Regions from separate parts of the Homo sapiens genome. Here region 1 is linked to region 2. Evidence: chromatin loops called from intact Hi-C (ENCODE). Cell type or tissue: endothelial cell of umbilical vein. All regions are shown on one strand. Links, peaks and the distances in the headings refer to the core of each region. The heading gives the core; the rest is flanking DNA.

Region 1 (8,345 bases), core at 12-8,011, 64 kb after region 2:
TATATCACAGTGATAGAATGTTCTATCCTGATTGTGGTGGTATTTATATGACTCTATTTGTTAAAATCCATAATGATGCACACCAAAATAAGTGAATTTTACTGTATGTAAATTAAAAAGAAATCACCAGCACATGATTTCATATCTGATATGGTTAATATATCTTCATGACTATGTGAAGTATAGAAAAGATTCATGTAATCTCTTATCTATTTTGAAGTCATTTTCCATTTGATTCCATAAACTTTCAGGAAGCCAAAAATGGAATAAACAATGAAATGGTCTCTGATACATACAGAAAGCTTTCCAAAAAAGAATTTTGTGTTTCATATGCCAGGCAGATGTTTTGTAGGGTCAGCTTACCACAAAAGGCCTCGCTGAAAAAATGCAGTATAAAAGTAGGGGCCTGTAAGAGAAAGAGAAGCACATTGACTCCAGAGGAGGTCTACTGTTTTATAAAAGAAGCCAAGCAAATTTGATGGACTGGTGAAAACAAGAACAAAGAATCTGACATGTCTTGGAAGCTCTGGGTTTTGATAATTAGGGAAGTATTTAGAATGCTGTCTCGAGGAATCACATCTTTTGTGCTGAGATATATCCCTGCTTGTGTTCTGAAATATACATGGAGTGGGCAGGCTTGGACTGTTTAAATGAAGCAGATTTTTTACATTCTTGTGACACTAGGAAGACTTTTCCTGAATGTAGGATTTTTTCTTTAACGCACCTCTCATCCAAATGGCAAAACATCCAGGATGGGTGCTTACTTGCAATGAGATCTCCCCAGCTGACCAGAGCTGTACTTTCTCCCACTGCTTATTCCCCCTCTGAAGTTACATCATCATTTTGCTCCCTGGTACACCATTATGGGTCTTATCTATTTTTATACATAAATATATTAAACAAAACTGTTGGTTTTAAGAAACTTTTGACCTATTCTAAGACCTATTCTCTGTTTTTCTATAAAAGTTTTATGGTTTTAGCTGTTGCATTTAGGTCTTTGATCTATCTTCTTTTTCCTCATACAGTATTGTTTTTATTGAGATATAATTCATATACCATGAAATTCATCCTTTTAAAGTATACAGTTCACTGGTTTTTAGTATATTCACAAAGTTGTGCAATCATCACCATTGTCTAATTCTAGAACATTTTAAAAATTAAACATACAAGAAATTCTCTACCCCTTAGCAGTTACTCCCAACTCCCTTTCCTCCCTCTGTCAATCACATAATCTATGTTTTGTCCTTATGGATTTTACTAAGCTAGACATTTCGTAAAAATGGAATCATACAATATATGGCTTTTTGTGTCTGGCTTCTTTTATTTGGCATAATGTTTTAGATGTTCATCCATTTTGTAGCATAAATCAGTATTTCATTTCTTTTTGCTGATGCATAATATCCCTTTTATTGCTATACATTGCTGAAAATATACATTTTAAAAAATCCATTAATCAGTTAATGGATATTTGGGTTGTTCCTACTTTTTTGGGCTATTATGAATAATGCTGCTATGACCATTCAGGTACCAATTTTTGTGTGGACATATATTTTTACTTCTCTTGGGTATATACCTAGGTGTGGAATTGGTGGATCATGTGGTAAATCTATGTTTAACTTTATGAGGAACTGCTAAACCCTTTGCCATGGTTTGAAGGTATCTCCCAAAAGTTCATGTGTTGGAAACCGAATCCTTCTGTCCTCATGAATGGATTAATGAGGGTTTTGCCATCATGAATAGATTAATGTCACTGTCACAGGAATGGGTTCATTACATTGAGAGTGGCTTTGTTATAAAAGTGAGTTCTCTCAGTCTCTCTTGCTCTTGCCCTCTTATCATATGATGCCCTCTGTCATGTTATGACACCACATGAAGGCCCTCACCTGGTGCCAGCACCATGTTCTTAGACTTCCCAGCCTCCAGAACCATGAGCTAAATAAACTTGTTTTCTATATAAATTAACCAGCCTATGGTATTCTGTTACAGCAACAGAAAACAAGACTAAGACACTGTTTTTCAAAGCAGCTGCATCATGTTACACTCCCACCAGCAATTTATGAGTGTTCCAGTTTCTCCACGTCCTTACCACCACTTGTCAATTGTCTGTCTTTTTTGTTATATAGTAATCCTATTGGGTATAAAGTGGTATCTTCTTATGGTTTTAGTTTGTGCCTCTTGGATGACTAATGTGGGACATCTTTTTGTGTATCTATTGACCATCTATTTTTGTGTATCTTCTTTAGAGAAATGTCTATTTAAATCCTGTGTCAATATTTTAATTTGGTTATCTTTTATTATTGAGTTGTAATATGATTCATCTTTAATTTTTATGTGTGTTATGAAGTAGGGTTTGTCAAGGTTTTGTTTGTTTTTTTTAACGTAGATATCAGAATACTCTAGCATTATTTTTTTTTGAAAAAACTATTTCCCTATTGGTTGGTTTGGCACCCTTGCTAAAAAGCAAATGACCATTTAAATGTGGTTGTTTTACTAGGCACTCCATTCCAGTTCCATGAAATCTTGATTACTGTAGCTTTATAGTAGTTCTTGAAATTGGATAGTATAATTCTTCTAACTCTGTTCTTCTATTTGAAAATTGATTGCAGTCTTGGGATAAATATCACTTTATCATCATGTTTGTGGTAGGCAGAGTAATCCCCCGTCTCCCTCCTGCCTCCAAACATGCCCTAAAGCCTGGAACCTGTGAATATGTTATGTTATATGACAAGGGGAATTAAGATTGCAGACCAAATTAAGGTTTCTGATAAACTGACCTGAAGATGAGGAGATTGTCCTGGATTATCTGGTTGGACCAGTGCAATCGGTGACCTTAAAAGTGGAAGAGGGAGGCAGAAGAGGAGGTCGGGTAATATGATATGAAAAGGATTCAACCATCATTGATGACTTTTTTTTTTTTTTTTTTTCCTGAGACGGAGTCTTGCTCTGTCGCCAGGCTGGAGGGCAGTGGCGCGATCTCGGCTCACTGCAAGCTCTGCCTCCCAGGTCCCGGGTTCACACCATTCTCCTGCCTCAGCCTCCCAAGTAGCTGGCACTACAGGCGCCCGCTACCATGCCCAGCTAATTTTTTTGTATTTTTAGTAGAGACGGGCTTCACTGTGTTAGCCAGGATGGTCTCGATCTCCTGACCTCGTGATCTGCCTCCTTAGGCCTCCCAAAGTGCTGGGATTACAGGCGTGAGCTACTGCGCCCGCCCATTGCTGACTTTGAAGGTGAAGGAAGAGGGCATGAATCAAGGAATGCAGGATTTCAAAATGGTAGTATAGAAGCAAGCCAGCTTCAATCCCTCAATAGAAGACCAAAAACAAATATATAGCATTGAGATTTTCACCAGCAACAACCCAGAGTTCAAGTATGAGGATGAGACAGCCCCCAGGGCCACAGAGAAGTGGAAAAACCTTGAGCATATGATTGGAGAATCAGATTTCCACGTCTGCGAGTCCCCTCCCCTACATTCTTTCAGCACCAAGCATGTGGAAAATCTCCCTCAATTCTGTTTTTACACTGGAAAAAGTGAAATTGAGTGGTCAACCAGCTTCCTCACCTTCTTGGGTTCCGTAGCAGGAGTCCTGTCCCTGCCTTAACTCATGGGAAGCATTGTGAGTGCCTGTAGGGAGAAATATCTCTGAGGACAGGCTGCAACAAAGGTCAGAAGGTGAGACTACCATCCCCAACCCTGGAAACTCTGCTCTGTAACTCAGCCAAATGAGACACCAAATCAGAGTGGCTATTCAGCAGCACCACACTGTAGGAGGTACATTCCACAGGTTCCCATGGGCAGGAACCCCTAGCCAGTCTTCCCACACTGCTGACTAGGGGTTCCTGCCTAGGAGCCTGTAGAACATACCTGGGATAATCCCTTTGGTGACTCCCCCATTTGGGACAGGCAGCACTGCAACCGTTTACTAGAGCCAAAGTGAACCTGGGCTTATAGCGCCACCTAGAGCCGAAAAGGAGGCAGCAATCTAGTTGCAAAGATTAAGCAAATATATTCAATGAAAGACAAAACAAGCTGGACAGAGAAAACTAGAATCAATAATTAATCCTTCAATGCAAAGACATAGACATATACCCGCAAGTAACAACAGCAAACAGGGAACCACAGTCTCCCCAAAGGACAAAGCAAAAATCCAATGACTGACCCTAACGAGATGGCGACTATTAGCTTCTGACCAATAATTTAAAATAGCAGTTTTAAGGAAACTCAGGTATCTCCAAGATAATACAGAAAAGCAGAAATTTATCAGAGAAATCTAACAAAGAGATTGAAATAATTTTAAAAAATCAAACAGAAATCTTAGAACTGAGAAATACATTTGCCAAACTGAAGAACTCTTAAGAGGCTCTGAGCAGCAGAGTGAGCCAAGCAGAGGAAAGAATCTATGAGCTCAAAAACCAGCTGTGTGAAAATACACAATCAGAGAAGAAAAAAGAAATAAGAATAAAATGTAACAAAGACCACCTACAATATGTAAAAAATTACCTCAAAAGACCAAATCTAAGAATTACTGCTGTTGGTGTTCAAGAGAGAGTGAAGCGAGAGCAAGGGGTAGAAAGTTGATTCAAAAGGATAAGAACTGAAAACTTTCCAAAACTTGAGAAAGAGAAATATCCAGCTACAGAAAGGTCAGAGAACACCAAACAGATTTGACCCAAATAAGACTACTCCAAGGCATAGAAAAATGAAACTCTCAAAGGTCAAGGACAAAGAGAGGATCCTAAAAGCAGCAGAGAAAAGAAGCAAATAACACGTAAAGTAGCTCTAATTCATGTGGCAACGGATTACTCTAAGGAAACTAAACAGGCCAGGAGGGAGTGGAATGGCATTTTCAGATTGCTCAAAGAGAGACAAAAAAAGCCTGCCATCCAAGAATATTGTATCCAGCAAAATTATCATTCAAATATAAAGGAGAGATAAAATCTTTCCCAGACAAACAAAAGCTGAGAGAATTCACCACCACTAGATCCATCTTGCAAGAAATACTAAAGGCAGTTCTTCAGTCTGAAAGAAAAAACGCTAATGTGCAAAAGAAAACTTTTCAAAGTATAAAACCTACAGGTAAAATTAAGTACCTGGACAAACTCAGAATACTCTCTTACTGTATTGCTGGTATGCAATCCACTCATAACTCTACTATGAAGCTCAAAAGACATGAGCCAAGGAGTGAAAACAGCCTCTAGAAGCTAGAAAGGCAAGGAAATGGATTTGCTAGAAAGGCAAGGAAATGGAACTTCCAGAAGGGAATGCAGCCCTCTCAACACCTTGACATTAGCCCAGTGAGACCTGCATCAGACTTGTACAGGCCTCAGCAGCTGAATGTATTGTACAGCCTGCAGAACTGTACAATAATAAGTGTGTATTGTTTAAGCTGCTAAGTGTGTGGTAATAGAAAACTAATGTATGTTTTTTTATATAAAGCTAAATTTGATTTCCTAAATATTGTTAAAGATTTTTACACCTGTGTTCATTGTGGTTTTCTTTTTCTGTAATGTCTTTGTTTCATTTTGGTGTCAGAGTAATGCTGGCCTCATAGAATAAGTTGGGAAGTACAGGATTCCTATCTATTTTTTGAAAGAGTTTGTATAGAACTAGTATTATTCCTTTCTTAAATGTTTGGTAGAATTTGCCAATGAAGGCATTTGGGCCTGAAATTTTCTTGGTGAGAAGGTTTTGTTTTGTTTTGTTTTGAGACAGAGCCTCACTCTGTCGCCCAGGCTGGAGTGCAGTGGCACAGTCTCGGCACTGCAACCTTTGCCTCCCGGGTTCAAGCGATTCTCCTGCCTCCGCCTCCTGAGTAGCTTGGATTATAGGTGCCTGCCACCACACCTGGCTAATTTTTGTATTTTTAGTAGAGCCGGGGTTTCTCCATGTTGGCCAGGCTGGTCTCGAACTCCTGGCCTCATGTGATCCATCCACCTCAGCCTCCCAAAGTGCTGGGATTACAGGCGTCAGCCACCGCACCCGGCCTGTGGGGAGGTTTTTAATTACTAATTTCAATGTCTTTAATGGGTATAGGGCATGTACGTTATCTATTTTTTCCTGAATGAACTTAGATTAATCATTTTTGAAGTCTTAGTTGCTAGAAAAAAATATTTAAAAATTGGTGAATTTTCTCATTAAAGCAGCTTTTAGTGCATTTTTGAATATAGTAAATATAAATATTTTATATTTATAGAATATATTTTAGATCTGAAAAATAATTATTATGAGAGTCCACATATTACAAAAATACAAATATTATATCTGAGTCCTTACTTACCAGGAGATCTGATTATAACTTGATTTCCCATACATTTATGCCACTCCCATGGGCCATAAACATGCCAGTCACTGTGATAAATTTACTTTGTAAATCAATTAATTGACTTTGTGATTATATATATATCATTTACAGTGATTCTGCTTCTAAAAAGTGGAACCTCTTTCCATATGCTGTTAGAATTATTTATAAGCTTACAGAGGTTTAGGCCAGACCCCAAACTGTGTTAAATTCACAAGGTAATGAGTGCTAACCTGTGAAGCCTCTTGAAAGAGAGGTCACTACCTATCTCTGGCCATATGTCCCAATCCTGCCATTGTATAGGGCAGTGGTTTTTACTGAGAGTATTTTAGAAATTCACTTGAGTGTTACTGATAGTTAGTGAGTAGGGGGCTCAGGATGCAATGCCCGTAATAACCCCACACAGTGAGGAATTGTCCCAAGTCCTGTACAACTTACAAAATATCCTGCTGGTTAGTCATGAAGATTAAAAGCTTGTTTACAATTTTCTGAGACTAGAACCTAAGTCTAGTCTCTATGTTTTACACATAAACACAAAGTATTTTTTGCGTGGTTTTAATATATAATTAATATTCTAATCTTTATTTTAGCATTTATCCCTGCTCTCTCTTTTTTTTTGTATTTCTACTATAGAATGGCCTTAAGTCCAAATTTATTTCGTCTATAACTGTATGCACTCATCTAACCACTTTGCTATGTCTTTTAGGGTTGAACCTGCGCATTTTCCTATGAAATACATGCTATTTTATTATTAATTGCCTTTTTCTACTCTGTATTACACTGAGAGTTATTTTTTTTAATTAGACATATAGTTACAGTATTGTATATAAATTCCATTTCAGGACAAAGGAGCATCACAAAATATTTGTTATGAAAAGGGTGGGGATGTTAGATTTGAAAAGCCTGAGAGGCATGTTATAGAAACAAACTTTCTTCTGATTTCAGTACTTTTCCTATCATTATAGTTGCTATTACATAAAAATGTAAAGTCTTGGAATGAGTCCATATTACTGCTTCAAAATAACCAAAACAATAAAAATGGATTTAACTTCTATTTCGCCTACAAAATAGCCTAACACAATTATTATATCCATCAAGTCTAGGACATCCAGCCATAGTGCTCACACATATGCATAGTAATCACAAATTTCAGTGCACAAACTTAGATCTGCAAAGAATATAACTTACTTCTTTTTTACCCTGTCACTGAACGCAGTACCTCTGGGGTCCCTATTCTGCTGGGTGGAGGAAACCTGGTTCCAGTCAATTCAGATCATCTCAGTTAATTCATGATCTCATCCTGGCTCCCCTCCAGGGAGCCAGTGCGTTGGAGCTGAAGGAAGTGTGTGGTCCATAGTCATCCTTGCACAAGCCTCTGCAGAAACATTCCTGTTCCTGGCTGGCCTTTTTATATCATCCATCTAGATCATGCTGCGACCTCCTTGCCTGCGGAGACTCTTTGGACCATCTCTGTGCCACATTTGTGCTCTTCTCAACACCAAATCAAAAACATTCATCAGTTCAGCTGCAACCCCTTCCACACTGTGGTGTGAGAAGCCTCTGAGCCTGCCTTCCATCACCTTGTGCAACCATTGTCATCTGCTGCTGCCACACTATACTGGGCACAAGAACCGCAGGGAGTCTTGCTATCCTCTCATCTGCCCCCCGGCTCCTCCAGGGGATGAGGCATGGTTCTTTCCACTCTTGTATCCCTCCGTCCATTATTTCTTCTACACTAGATCCAGTCCTGGGGGCAGAGCCCAAGATGTGTGCTTAAGGTCACAGCCATGTCCTTTAGCTTCGTTTCCAGTCCTCTCTCTTCCCCTGGCTCTGAGTGATTGCTTAAGCTAAATCTATTAGCTCATCCACCTGCTGACTATCCATTTCCGGAGCCCAGACATGGATCTCCCTGCCTGCTTCCTGGGTTGAGGGTCACAGGGTGACAAAATTACTAGGAATGAGAAAAGCTGTTACTTAATATTTGGAAACATCATTCCAGTGGAGATGCAGGGCACATGAGGCATACTGCTTAGCCTGTAATAATTT
Region 2 (8,345 bases), core at 60-8,059:
ATAAAATAAAAAATGAATATTTCCTTCACAAAGGTTTGGTGTGTTTTTTTCTCCCTGTGGAATGTATTCACAATTTTTCCTTTTTTTTTGAAGGGGGTGGGGGAAGACTCTTCCATTGGCATTCTTCCACCTGTGAAATCTGTTTTTGCAATCACAAAGTTGGGGAAGATAGGTTTTAAAAAACAAAGGAAAATGAGGAGGCCAAATAAATGGTAATAAGAAGGATAATAAGAAATAATAATAAGTATTTTATAAACTTGATAGCCCTATGAAACTAAATGTGAAACCTAGAGTTTGTTTTAAAATATGCCCTCTTTAAACCTGTAATAACCTGTGCCTGAATTAATAACCTGTGTATCTTGCCAGTAGCTATATATCTTTCTTTCAAGTTCTTTTTATAGTGAGCTATCTGTTTAGCTATTTAGCTACCTACCTACCTCCCATCTGTTCATTTATTTATTTACAACCCTCCGTAGCCAAAAAGGAACACATATTGAACATAGAAAGTTTAAACAGGATTAAATAATCAGGATGAGTAGAAAAAGATGGAATAGGTTAATGGCATCAAATTACAGAAAAGTTGCATGGCTCTAGGCTGTCTTCATATTCATCTCTGATATTTGAAATTTCTTTTTTTTTTTTTTTTATATACGGAGTCTCGCTCTGTTGCCCAGGCTGGAGTGCTGTGTCATGATCTCGGCTCACTGCAACCTCCGCCTCCCGGGTTCAAGCAGTTCTCCTGCCTCAGCCTCCTGAGTAGCTGGGATTATAGGTGTGTGCCACCACGCTCAGCTAATTTTTATATTTTTAGTAGAGATAGGGTTTCACCATGTTGGTCAGGCTGGTCTCGAACTCCTGACCTCGTGACCCACCCATCTTGGCCTCCCAAAGTGCTGGGATTACAGGTGTGAGCCACCGCGCCCAGCCTGAGATTTGAAATTTATTTGTCCGAAGAGGGAGAAAGAAAGGAAAAGACTATAAGAGTTACATTATTTACAAGATAAATGGAAACCAGATGTTCAGGAAAAGCAAAAGCATTTTCTGGCTCTTAGGCCTGACAGAAATTTCTCCTTTGGGAGAAGGAGAAGGTAAGGTGGACAACATCTTTAAAAATGTCATTTTAATAATACGTTAGGTGGTTTTCTTGTAGATGTTTTGAGGTATTTTCTTCTGTTCAAGCTAGGGCCAGAGCACCAAAGTGCAATTCAGTAAAAGTAATTATATGGGGGCCAAAACAATGCAGCTGAAGCACATGGCTCTGTAATGCCTCATTGGATTCAGGGTTAAAATCAAGATGCAAGGATGTCAGACAGGAGGGTGTGTGTGCCCCACTCTCATCCAGGTCCACCAGCAGACCTCACTACTCAATCTTAGCTTTTTTTTTTTTTTTTTTAAATGGACCCGGATGTATTCTCAGTACCTCAAATAGCTGTTAAAATTAGACTTGATGTAAGATCACTTTGTCATCTTGGAAATTCTAGAGGAGCAAACAGCCTGTACATCCTTAGAAATTTTTCAATCAGGCCTTTGCTAAAAGATGAGTCAATATCTATACTCTGGGAAGAGGATGGGCTGTAGATATTTTGAATTGTTTATTAAAACCAAGTTAGGTACTTAAAAATTCAGCTGGACAGAAGGTAGAAATGATATCCTTTTATGAGAATTAAGAAGCCTAACCTGGATTTAGATGAACACACACCCCAAATTCATTTGAAGGGAGACTTGCAGCCAAGAAGGTTATGATGACCACACAGCTCTTCTCACTGTTACATCTCAGCTCTTTTGCTAAAAATCAGGTGATGGTGGGATAGTTGCACAAGCCTGTGAATACACTAGAAACCAATGTCTTTTACACTTTAAATGAGTGACTTGTGTGGTATGTGAATTATATCTCAATGCAGCTGGTACATAAAGCATCAGAGAAGATTTGGTTGTTCAAGAAGCATTTTCTATTTTTTTCCCCCAAAAGCATAGGCTGCCATCATCTTTAGGCTCAGTATTGAAGTTCAAATTTGTGAATCATTATTATGAAGAAAAGCTTCATGTGATTGTCACATGGTTGCTTGGTATTAGTTTTGCCAAGTATGTGAATAGTTTTATTTCTGGAATTCTCCTATCTGTATTATCTTTTAAATATTTGTAGTTCATGCCTTTGCTAATGAAGTGTATCTGTCCTATATTCTGCTAACTGATAGAAAGCAGCTCACACTTAACAGTTAAAGAACCTGAAGTGATTTCCTCAAGCTTTAATGCCCAGTAGTTATTAAAAACCTTAAATAGACCTCCAGTGTTCTGACATTCTAATCACCCATGTAAGGGCTGAAATTATTTTTATGGATACATTTCTTTCTCTGTTACACATTAATTAACAAGTACTTTGTATTTCGTTTTCCATTATATACATAGGAGAAAAGATTGCCATATAAAAGTTATTTTAAGACCAAAGTATTAATTGTATTCAAGATCTTGAATTTATTGAGTCATAGAAAAGGAGAATTTAATTTAAAATGAATTGATTTATTATATAAACTATGTAAAGCTCTTAATTTTCATTATAGGGAAAGTTCAGGACTGAAGAAAGAGCTAGGTCAATTTTATCATCCTCATTTTAAGGTTAATAAGCAGTATATGTCAGGAGATAGCTAAGAGTCTAGCAAATATTTCTTTTTAATAACTTTATCAAAGTATAATTCACATATCATACAATTCACCCAATTAAAGTGTACAATTCAATGATTTTTAATAAATTCAGAAGGTTGTGCCACTATCATGGCAATCCAATTGTAGAACATTTTTATCATCCCCAAAAAAGAAACTCATCCACCTCAGCAATCACTCCCCATTTCCCCCTAGTCCCTCCAGCCCTAGGCAGCCACTAATCTATTTTCTGTCTCTATAGATTTACATGTTGTGGGCATTTAATACAAGTGGAATCATACGTAGCACAGCTTATTTTAATACTTTAAAATATAGAAATATAATATTTTAAAATATAGAAAAGATGGAACATTTGCAGAAACAACTATATTTGAGAAAACCCATTTTCTTCCATGTGAAGTCTAAATTATGGGATAGGCCGTTGATGCCATTTAAATCTGGGGTGAAATTGAGATCATTTTAGGTAGAAAAGTCTTATTTCAGTGCTCACTTTAGTTTGATCTGTTGGCTCTGTTATGTCTAGAGATCCTCTATTAGGAAAGGTTTGTATCTTTCACCAGTGGGTGTCAGCATCTGACTAAAGATGACTCTTCCTAGAACCACTTCTGTAAATAACCTTGAAGCCAGTCTCGCAACATCAGTAACAACAAACATTGTTTGAATCCTGCACTCATTTATGTGATCACCTTAGAGTAAAAACCTGTAACAAGTCACATTAACTGTACATTATTTTTACCATTATATAGCTTTGAAGGATTGAGATTTTATCACCCTTACTGAGTTTCAACTCTGATAAAAAAAAAAACTGTTAGTGTTACATGATAGCGCCTATATTCTAAAGGCGAATGAGGAATAGATTTGAGTTTTTATGCAGTAATGTTTTAATGCCTTCTGCCACCAGATATAGACATGTTGAGAAATGGTGCTGATTAGCCTTGTCATTTGATTAGCCTCGTCACGGGTAATCAATTGCATTAGGCAATTAAATGCTGAAACATTAGTTTGTTTAACAAGTTTTATGCTATGCTGACTATTTTCGTCTTCCATTCTTGCAGGATATCTCCTGGGTAGTGAAGATTATTATTCCCATGAACGCTGTACATTAATTGACGCTCTGAATGTCACACGATGTGCTCTTGATTTTCGAGATGGCGAAGAAGTTGCAACAGGATATAAAAATATGTATTCAACAAACATATTCACCAAAAGGGCTATAGCCCTCATAACTAACCATCCACCAGAGAAGGTAAGTTTTGCTTCTATTTACTGATAGCAAAATCTTGTTACACTAATGTCTTTTCAGACAAATGTAGGAAAAGGCCATTGTTGTTTAGGGAAAAATCTAATAAATTCTAGGGAAGTCCTTTTCAAATTATACAGTATCCCAGAATCAGCCTGGGAAGCTTGTTAAAAAGGAAGATTCCTGGAGCCCACCTCTAGGGTGTGATTTATTAGGCGTGGGAGAAATCCGTACATCAGCATTTTAGAGAAACTCTTAAAAGGTGATTCTTAAGAGTGGTCCCCAGATCACACTTTGAGGAATACTATGTTGGTAGTATTTCAATAGAAATATAGTTTAAAAATTTTGGTATATTACGTGCATGTGCTGTGAGTAATTAATAAAATGACTTAAAAAATGATTGGCTTAGGTGTAAGGTGAGGCTTTATTATGACAAACTTTTGGTTAAGGGATCCATAAATTTTGGGATCAGGGCAGTTCCTCTAACCTTGTACTTCCTCCCTACAAGAATATTTTGCTATTCTAGATCTTTTGCATTTCCATGTTAATTTTAGAATCATCTAGTCAATTTCTATATGCCAGCTCCCCCCTGCCCAAAGTGTCTGCTTGGATTTATATTTGAAACTATAGAACAACTTGGGGAGAATGGATGTCTTAACAATATTGGGTCTTCTAATCCATATACCTGGTATACCAATGAGCTTATTTTTCACATTTACTATACTGATGCTTTTGTGTAACACATGAATAATCTTATTATTATGATTATTTTGTTAACCTAGAGTTAACTTCATGAGGTAAAGTTTAAGCTAAGTTCTCTGGATTTAGCTTATAAATGCTTTTGAAATGGGAACAAATATTTGTATTGTCAGACACTGGGCTCAAAATATGGCTTCATTAAGAACACCCATAAAAATAATACTTCAGTGGGACCCTGACACAACAAATTATAGAATATGCAGTGCTCCCTGGTTCTTCCAATTTCCTGCACTTTGCCTCTTTGACAATGCCTGAAGGTCCTTGGTGCAGGTCTGTCTTAGTCTGTTTGTGTTGCTATAAAGGAATAGCTGAGGCTGGGTAATTTATAAAGAAAAGAGGTTTATTTGGCTCGTGGTGCTGCAGACTCTACAAGAAGCATGGCACCAGCATTTGCTTCTGGGTAAGGGCTTCAGGAAGCTTCCAGTCATAATGGAAGGTGAAGTTGAGCTGGCGTGTGCAGATCACATGGCAGGAGAGGAGAGAGAGAGAGATGCCAGGCTCTTTCTAACAACCAGCCCTCTCAGGAACTAATACAGTGAGAACTTATAACTGCAAAGATGGCATGAAGCCATTCGTGAGGGATCCACCTCCATGACCCAGACAGCTGCCATTAGGCTCCCACTGGGGATCAAATTTAAACATGAGGTTTGGAGGAGGGTCAAATATCTAAACTATAAGAAGATCACCGTGTGGATTCTGGTTTACATACCTGTTTGGACTTGGTATGTGGCTGCTGGTTCCCCTTCCAGTTTCTGCCTGTTTGAACTCAGTATTGGAAATCTTCCCTGAATGAGTTAAATGCCAGATTGCTGGCATCCTTATTTGACTTCCACAAGCTAAGGTAAAATCTTTCAGAAGACAACTTTACCTCGAACTTCAAATTATATTTACACTATCAAATGTTATACAACTCCTGACATTCATTAAAAAATAATAGAAACCCCGTCTCTACTAAAAATACAAAAAAAATTAGCCGGGTGCAGTGGTGGGTGCCTGTAGTCCAGCTACTCTGGAGGTTGAGGCAGGAGAATGGCGTGAACCCGGGAGGCGGAGCTTGCAGTGAGCCGAGATCGCACCACTACACTCCAGCCTGGGCGACAGAGCAAGACTCCGTCTCAAAAAAAAAAAAAAAAAAAAATCGAGCACATGTAGAAGTGAAAACACAGATAGAGGTGTCTGTCCTCAGCTGCGTCCCACTTTTGGCGATCACTCTCCTATGCTGATATCTTGAAGCAACCATGCTTTCTGTGGAACACGAAGAAATGGGAACATTCTCTCAAATATGTGGAAATACACAGATTTTAAATTTAAATCTAAACAAATATTCAGATAATTGGAAAAATAGTTGCTAGGTAATTGGCTTAAATCCTCAGTTTTCTTCTACATATTTGACATTTTATGGATGCACCTTAACACTTAACAAGGTAAAGTCTTAAGAGAACTGTGTATTATTCTTTGAGGGAGCCACCATTTTACACATAAGCAAACTGGCTTAGAGAAGTTAAGTAACTTGTTCAAGGTCACAGAGCTATTGAGAGTCAGAATCAGAATTTAAACTCATGCTCTCTGACTCCAGACCTCATGTACTTAATCAGCCTCCCTAGTTCACAGCTAATATCCAAGACCAGAGATTCTGAGTCCCAGCTCATGATTCACCTTAATGATTTCAGTCCTGACCATATATTAGAATCATCTGGGAAACTTATAAGAAATACTGATGCCAAATATTGTGATTCATTGGTCTGAGGTGGGACCCAATCATTGGTGTTTCATTATTCCTCCTCCTGGGCTCCTACCAGTGATTCTAATGTGCAGTCATCACTGACACCTGGTGCAGTGACAGCCATTCTCGGATGGGTCATTCAGGGCATTCCTCTCAAATATGGAGAGGCAAGCAGAAGCCAGCTACCTATTACAGGTTCACAATCTGCCATACCTTAATCTGTGCAACAACTGTAATCTGCCCACAATACAAATTCATTCCTACTGAAGAACGATGGAATATTCCCTCACAGGGTTCCATAACATTAAGCAGATAAGAGGAAGCAACTGGAGTGAAATAATAGATCTTTGTGGGTGGGCTCTCTTAACTAGGGTGGTGGGGAAAACACGGAACTGAGGACAATAGGAGGCCCTAAAAGCTTGCTAGCCATGGAAGGAGTGTTATTACCATAGCCGCTGTTCGTAGGTAACTGTTTGGAAATTGCCAGATGAGAGGATGGTCATTTTCCTATTGTGTCTGAAACATGCTATAGCAGTATCCAGCATTCCCAGTATCTTCAAAGGAAAGTTTCAGTCATAGACATAAGTGAATGAAATAATCAATAGTCAAGCTGTAACCCAAGAATGTTTAAGACAGCTAATACATGTTTACATTTTCAATTCTGTATAAAATGATGCAACTCACCAGTTTGAGGAGCTGAGCTTTTCACGATTTTATCCCGATGTTGAATCTAATTCTGGGCTAATTTCTCAGGTACTATATATAGATTGTAGCATAAGGAACTTGTTCTAAGATAAAAATCATTAAAGAAAGCCACATGAAGAATCCACAGGCTAACTTAAAATTGTGCCTATTTTAAAAAGCACTTAAGAGGAAAAAAGCATTTGGAGGCAGTTCATAACTGAAACACAGTTGCTGATGCTGGACTCAGGAAGGTACTGCTAATTACCATTTCACATATGTTAAGAAGGAACCTTCTTTCTCTTTTTCAGCAGGATAATTCCCCATACTAGTGACACTACAGACTGAAAGTAACATATTCATAAAATATCTTTCTTTTAAAAACAGCCCCCCGTCAGCCGGGTGCACTGGCCCACACCTGTAATCCCAGCACTTTGGGAGGCCGAGGCGGGTGGATTGTGAGGTTAGGAGTTTGAGACCACCCTGACCAACATAGTTAAACCCCATCTCTACTAAAAATACAAAAATTAGCCAGGCCTGGTGGCATGCACCTGTAATCCCAGCTAGTCAGGAGGCTGAGGCAGGAGAATCGCTTGAACCCGGGAGGAAGAGTTGCAGTGAGCCAAGCTCGTGCCACTGAACTCCAGCCTGGGTGACAGAGCAAGACTCCATCTCAAGAAAAACAAACAAAAAAACACCCCCATGTCAGCACTTTGCAGAATGGAAGCAAATGTAATGTTATACACCTGATCTACTAGAAGCTTCTTAAAGAAAATGTTAATTTCTAGTGGAAGACTCTTACTTTTCTGTGACACAATTTGGAAAAGAATGTCTTAATTTAGAAGTCAAAGAAAAACAATTTCAAAACCTATCATATGCTTTTTTTTTCATTTATACTTTAAATTAGGAGAATACACTAAAGAAATGAAAATAAGACTTTCTTCCTCACTGAAATAAGTTTTCTTAGCATGGTGAGGATATTTACAGTATATATCTTAGGAACCATGTAGCATAAATAAAGGGAAAAGAACCCCCAATATCTCAAACATGAATATGCTAATAGCTCTAGGTGATAATGTCTTGCTTTTATGTAATACTTAGATATTTAGTAATGATTTCATGCCTAGGATTTCATTTCACATTCCCAAGACACTGGAAAGGGTTACAGGTAGGGTTGGAGCTAAGGCAGTAACTGTGACAGTTGATGAGAACAGGGATCTGGACCTAAGAAAAAGCAGGGGAGAGATCAGGCTCCAGTGATGGCAGCTGCTGGCTTTAGGCTGA

What was found. Hi-C counts contacts between places; a loop is a spot of excess contacts. Peaks named below come from ENCODE experiments on the same cell type or tissue, not always from the same donor. Only the 100,000 strongest peaks of a DNase experiment are listed, where the experiment ranks them.
Region 1: a loop joins it to region 2, with 12 times the contacts of the local background. A loop is called at or near these places in 53 of 110 quality-filtered maps.

Annotation. Positions count from the first base shown.
Region 1 is chr5:78,895,627-78,903,971 of GRCh38, reverse strand. The region is part of intron 4 of ARSB (arylsulfatase B); the gene reads left to right. Among named protein-coding and RNA genes, the nearest start is that of ARSB, 86 kb to the left of the region's middle. RefSeq lists a silencer at 3,814-3,903. In endothelial cell of umbilical vein, for the core only: a CTCF peak has its summit at 3,955 (motif pointing left); a DNase peak (open chromatin) is centred at 3,951.
Region 2 is chr5:78,959,975-78,968,319 of GRCh38, reverse strand. It overlaps ARSB (arylsulfatase B), which reads left to right. Exons shown (of 8, transcript NM_000046.5): 3 at 3,714-3,904. Among named protein-coding and RNA genes, the nearest start is that of ARSB, 21 kb to the left of the region's middle. In endothelial cell of umbilical vein, for the core only: no CTCF peak of the experiment used is centred there; a DNase peak (open chromatin) is centred at 3,229.